Regions from separate parts of the Homo sapiens genome. Here region 1 is linked to region 2. Evidence: read pairs that join two places in POLR2A ChIA-PET (ENCODE). Cell type or tissue: PC-9. All regions are shown on one strand. Links, peaks and the distances in the headings refer to the core of each region. The heading gives the core; the rest is flanking DNA.

The links. Peaks named below come from ENCODE experiments on the same cell type or tissue, not always from the same donor. Only the 100,000 strongest peaks of a DNase experiment are listed, where the experiment ranks them.
Region 1: POLR2A ChIA-PET joins it to region 2 with 8 read pairs; 1 of 35 experiments calls an interaction of 5 or more read pairs at or near these places.

What each region holds. Positions count from the first base shown.
Region 1 is chr20:53,746,743-53,749,669 of GRCh38, forward strand. No RefSeq gene overlaps it. Among named protein-coding and RNA genes, the nearest start is that of ZNF217, 150 kb to the left of the region's middle. RefSeq lists an enhancer at 1,509-2,102. In PC-9, for the core only: no CTCF peak of the experiment used is centred there; DNase peaks (open chromatin) are centred at 1,639 and 2,569; H3K4me3 peaks cover 378 bases; H3K27ac peaks cover 2,500 bases.
Region 2 is chr20:54,139,860-54,142,786 of GRCh38, forward strand. No RefSeq gene overlaps it. Among named protein-coding and RNA genes, the nearest start is that of CYP24A1, 33 kb to the right of the region's middle. RefSeq lists an enhancer at 1-292. In PC-9, for the core only: no CTCF peak of the experiment used is centred there; a DNase peak (open chromatin) is centred at 1,242; H3K27ac peaks cover 2,500 bases.

The DNA of each region.
Region 1 (2,927 bases), core at 152-2,651, 390 kb before region 2:
GCGCCCGCCAGCATGTCTGGCTAATTTTTTTGTATTTTTAGTACAGACGGGGTTTCATCTTGTTAGCCAGGATGGTCTCGATCTCCTAACCTCGTGATCCGCCCGACTTGGCCTCCCAAAGTGCTGGAATTACAGGCGTGAGCCACCGCACCCGGCCAAAAACTTTATTTATAAAAACAGATGGTGGGCCAGATTCCTTGCAGTTGCAGTTTGCTGACTCTTGGCTTAGACCAATCATGGTTCATCTCCTGGACTCATCTCCTCTGAATATATTGCTGACTAAAGGCTGAACCAGTAGGGATTCTCCTAGTCAAGGAAGACATAGGTGAGGATTCCTGAGAAGCATGTCAATTCCTGTGATCTAAGCCATTGGCATGGAGCAATTCTTAGGTTATTTTTGGTGGAGGTAAGTGTTAGTGATTCCCCCACAACCTAGCTACAGTTTATCATAAAATCAAATCTTGGCTGGGCGCGGTGGCTCACGCCTGTAATCCTAGCACTTTGGGAGGCCGAGGTGGGTGGATCACGAGGTCAGCATTTCGAGACCAGCCTGGCCAACATAGTGAAACCTCTTCTCCACTAAAATTACAAAAATTAGCCAGGCTTGGTGGCGGGCACCTGTAATCCCAGCTACTTGGGAGGCTGAGACAGGAGAATGGCTTGAACCCAGGAGGCGGAGGTTGCAGTGAGCCGAGACCACACCATTGCACTCCAGCCTGGGTGACAGAGTAAGATTCCGTCTCAAAAACTCAATCAATCATTCAATCAAATGTCAGTCCAAATTCTGCTACTCTTTTTGTTTTTTTCTTTTTTTTTTTTTGAAACAAGAGTTTCGCTCTTGTTACCCAGGCTGGAGTGCAATGGAGTGATCTTGGCTCACTGCAATCTCCCCCTACCAGGTTCAAGAGATTCTCCTGCCTCAGCCTCCCAAGTAGCTGGGATTACAGGCACCCACCACCACGCCTGGCTAATTTTTGTACTTTTAGTAGAGATGGGGTTTCACCATATTGGCCAGGCTGGTCTCGAACTCCAGACCTCAGATGATACACCTACCTCGGCCTCCCAAAGTGCTGGGATTACAGGAGTGAGCCACTGCGCCCGGCCCAAATTCTACTACTCTTATAGCCAAATATTTATTAGCAAAGCAGGCACAAAACAGTTCATACAACCTGTTCTGAAAGGTTGTTGACAAAGTCCCAGCATTTTGTTCTTTTTTTCCTTTATTATTATCTTTATTATTAAATTTAATTTAGTTTTTGGCTGGAATCAAATGACTGGTATATTATTATTTTCAATTGACACATAATAGTGATACATATTCATGGGGTACAGCGTGACATTTCACTACATGTATACAATGTGTAATAATCAAATCGGGATAATCAGCATAGCCATCACCTCTAACATTCATAATTTCCTCGTGTTGTGAACATTCAGAATCCACTCTTGTAGCTATTTGAAAATATAAAATAAATTGTTGTTAATGATAGTCATCCTATGTACCCTATACAGCCTAGCACTCCGTTCTTATAGGTGCTCTGGTCACACCCTGCAGGAAGGGTGTATTCAAAGCAGGCATAACAACATTCCAAAAGCTGGGCCCTGTGCTCTCTGGCCTGTATGAGGCAATCAGAAATTCTCTTAAACCAGTGACTGGAACAGAATCAGTTAGTGAATGAGGCAGGGAAGGGTATAGGTGAAGGGTAAAGGGTTGCATCCTGTATCACATTCTAGTCAATCTACTTGTCCTGAGTACCTTAATTCCACCAATGAAAATCCATTTGTAATATCGTCATGCAAATTAACTAGTCACTAGTTTCACCAATAGAAACCCTATTCCTGAACTGCAGGAAGCACTCGCAATACCTGTGGCCGGAGTGTGGACCTTTCTAACATTGTGCTTGCGAACCATCCTGAACAACATATTCTTCATTGCTGATTAGCTGACCCCTCTTATTATACAGCCAAGCTTAGACTCACTGTATGGATAGTTTAGCTCGCTGATTAATTACACTGAAGTATGTTCAAGTAAAGTACAGATCTGGTAACCAACTATGTCTACTACAGGGCTTGTGGCAAGGATAGGGATGATGTGGTTAAAATCCTGGCAGACAGTGGGCACTTATTTAAAAAAAAAGAGAGGAATAAAGAGTGCTATGACTGCTGTTCAGAGAACTTGTCAGAAGTAAAGTAATACCAGTCTGCGTGTGTGTGTGCGTGTGTGTGTGCATGTGTGTCTGTGTGTGTGCGCATCTGTGTGTGTGAGTGTGTGTGTGTGTGTGTGTGTGTGCTCTCAGCCATATGGCTTCCTGTGCTTTCTGTGCTTTTCTGATTTTACAAGGTAGAGGTACAGACAAGAAAAAGGAGGCACTGATTGGATAAGAGCTGGGTTCAAATCTAGTTTGTTGCTCACTAGCTGTGTAAGTTTGTCAGTTGCTAGGTAAGTTGTTAAAACTTTACAAGCAGTGGTGTAGCACAGCTCAAAGTAGAAAATAGTGCTGTTGGTTTTCCCCTCTGCAGTTGTCAAGAAGGGGCCTCATATGCAACATGGGGATAATGATGGTGATGATTAAGTAAGAAGGCGTGTGAGACAGAGTCTACTGCCTGCACACAGCAAGCTCTTGGTAAATGTTGTCTGCCATTATCCTCATCCCGATTTCGCAGATCAAGGCTTACAGAGCTTAAGTGATGCTCTCAAAGACAGAGGCAGAGCCTGGGAAAATAACAGCTACACAACAGTGCCACCCACACCAAAATAATATATTCCAGGGGTATGGTGAATCTTTTACCTAAGGCTTTTCTAGAAATTAAGGACACCTATCAGTGATTTGAGTCTTACATTTAAATGACAACGTTGAAAAAGTATTTAAACAGGGTCTTTGGCCAGTGTAGGCTGCATTAGATTTAAAAAAAAAAACAGTTATCCA
Region 2 (2,927 bases), core at 132-2,631:
TCTGTGACCTGTGAGACGTTTCTTAACCTCTCTAAGCCTCTGTCTCCTCATCTCAAAAATGGAGATAATCATACCTCACAGCTTTGATTAATGTGAAGATTAAAGTGAGATGCTGCTTATAAAAAACTTAGCCATAATAGGTAGCATAACAATTCTCAGTATATATTATCAATGACTCCCTTTGCTATTACTCCTTTTATTAGTAATACAGAGCACAGCTACTCCTTGAAGTGTTTCATAAAGTTTGGTGACACTCTTAACACTCCTGAGAGGTCAAGCATACAATTGGCTTAGGTTGGAGGAACAGTGAACTTGGTGGTCTTGTTGAGCCCTGGTCATGCATAACTAGGATGCCAGATGCTTCGACCTGTAATAAAAAATTCCCCTTGAGCTTGGTAGAATTTGGCAGGCTCACCGTTCATCCTTACATGAGCCGTGTGAGTCAAGCACTGGGCCAGCTCGGCAGAGGCATCGAAGTTCAATCACAGCGCAAAATCTAATCAATTCTCACAGTCAATGAATGAACTGATGATTCAGGTATTTATAGCAAAAGGTGTGAAGAGATTATTTGGAACATGGTGGAGGGTAAGAAACAGGTATAAATCTATTCCAGAATTTCATTTCTTGTGAGTCTTCTAGGAAATGAGATGAATGAACTTTTAAAGAACATTCATTATTCAGCTGAGATTTTTGAGCATCTACTATGTGCCGGGCATTAGGCTAGCTTCTAGCAAAGGAGCTGAGAACAAGACTATGTGAGCACCAGCTCTCACAGTGTTCAAAATTTATGTCAACATCTATGCTGAGTGTGTAGCCCTTATTACTCAGCTTGGCACTTTACCTTTCTCTAAGTTGTCAGAAACTACTAGAAATTTGAACGGTTTCCATCAATGTATTCAAATGAATTGCTTTAGTGGTGGGCAGAGGAAAGATCCTGTTTTTTCCTCCCCTAACACGCACATCCCATTAATCAACAGATTCCTTGTTATTTAATAATAAATAAAAATACATTAACTTGTTGAGGCAAACATGTTTCCCAAAGCCATTATTAAAACTGAATTACCAACAACATGGTTTGAACAGTAATATCATGACCACAAGTCATTTTTCTCAGTTGACTTTCTGACTGGTGATACAAAATCCATGGGAACTGTCTGAATTGCGAGGCAAATATTTTAGTAATGAGTCGATCCCCAAAACAATTTCAACACTGGAATGGAAATTTATACATTCCTTAAGCTTTGCTTCAAAGACAGGTAAAATTCCTTCTGAATTGGGTAAATGGAATGCATTCTATAAACTGTACCCTTTTGTTACAATGAACCCAATTGCTCCCGTCGTTCATAATCTGGCCCAGCAAGCCAATTCTTTGTTCCATTGCTAATCCATAGTGCAGATTTTAATCTCCAACAATTAGTAACCCATTCCTACATATCTTGGAAAGTTCATGACTGTCAGGGTAGGCAATTTTTACGTTGTGTATATAGGTCTCCAAAGAGACAATACATGTTTGTGGAATGAATACATGCTTTTAAAATTCCCATTTCAATAAGTGGAGTTTGCAGGATACTTTAACATAGCCCAGCTGAGAAAAATTTTAGTGAAAGAGGAATCTAGAATAGTAGTTTCCAACTGAGGGTGATATCATCCCCCAGGGGACATCTGACAATGTTTGGTGTCATCTTCGGTAGTCACATCTGAAAGAGGGTGCTATTGGAATCTAGTAGGTAGAGGCCAGGGATGCTGTGAAATATTCTACAGTGCACAGGACAGCTTTCCTACGATGAAAAATTATCTGGCCCTAAATGCCACTAGTGCTGAGGTTAAGACACCCTGATCTGGAGGGAATGCTTCTCTTTCTTTCATCTCTCTCACTGGGGAAGTCAGCTGTGTTGTGAGTAAGCTCCAGCAGCCCTATGGAGAGGTCCATGTGGTGAGGAACTAAGGCTCCCTGAACAGCAGTCAGCAACTTGTCTGTCACCTAAGTGAGGCATCTTGCAAGGGCATTTTCCAGCCTCGGTTGAGCTTTCAGATGAAAGCGGCTCACGCAGACACCTAGATGGCAACCTCATGAGAGATTCCCAGCCAGAACTAGCCAGCTAAGCCACACCCAAATTCCTGGCCCTCAGAAGTTGTAGACCAGTGGTCCCCAACCTTTTTGGCACCAGGGACTCGTTTCATAGAAGACAATTTTTCCACAAATGGTGGGGTGGTGGGGGATGGTTTTAGAATGAAACTGTTCACTTCAGATCATCAGGCATTAGTTAGGTTCTCATGAGGAGCAACAACCGAGATCCCTCACATGTGGAGTTCACAATAGGGTCCACACTCCCATGAGAATCTAATGCTGCCCCGATCTGACAGGAGGCGGCACTCAGGTGGTGATGCTCGCTTGCCTGCAGCTCATCTCCTGCCATGTGGCCGGTTCCTTACAGGCCACAGACTGGTACTGGTCTGTGCCCTGGGGGTTGGTGACCCCTGTTGTATGTGATACATTCTTCTAAGTCATAAAGTCGTTAGTAATTTCTTACGTAGCAGCAGAAAACTAATATAAGTACCTTACGTTGTATCTACACCGAATGGCTTCATTTTATTTTCCTGTATTCCGGTGAGTACAAGAAGAATGGTGAAGGATATGCTTTTTGATTTTGTGGAGAAATGAAGACTTGCAGAATAAAGCATCTTGCTTAGTTAATAGAGTCACAAGCCATTTGATGGAGTACCTGTTGAGAGTATAGCCTAAGGAAGCCTTGACTTTGAAGCCCAAATCTGCCACTTTCTAGCCAAGTAACATCTCTAAGCATTGATTTTTAAAATATGGGAACAACAGGAGCACCTGTTTGATACGGTTGCTATGGAAATTACAAGAGATAACAATGTAATGTGCTTAGCACAATGAGTGGCTGATGGTAAACGCTCTACAAATG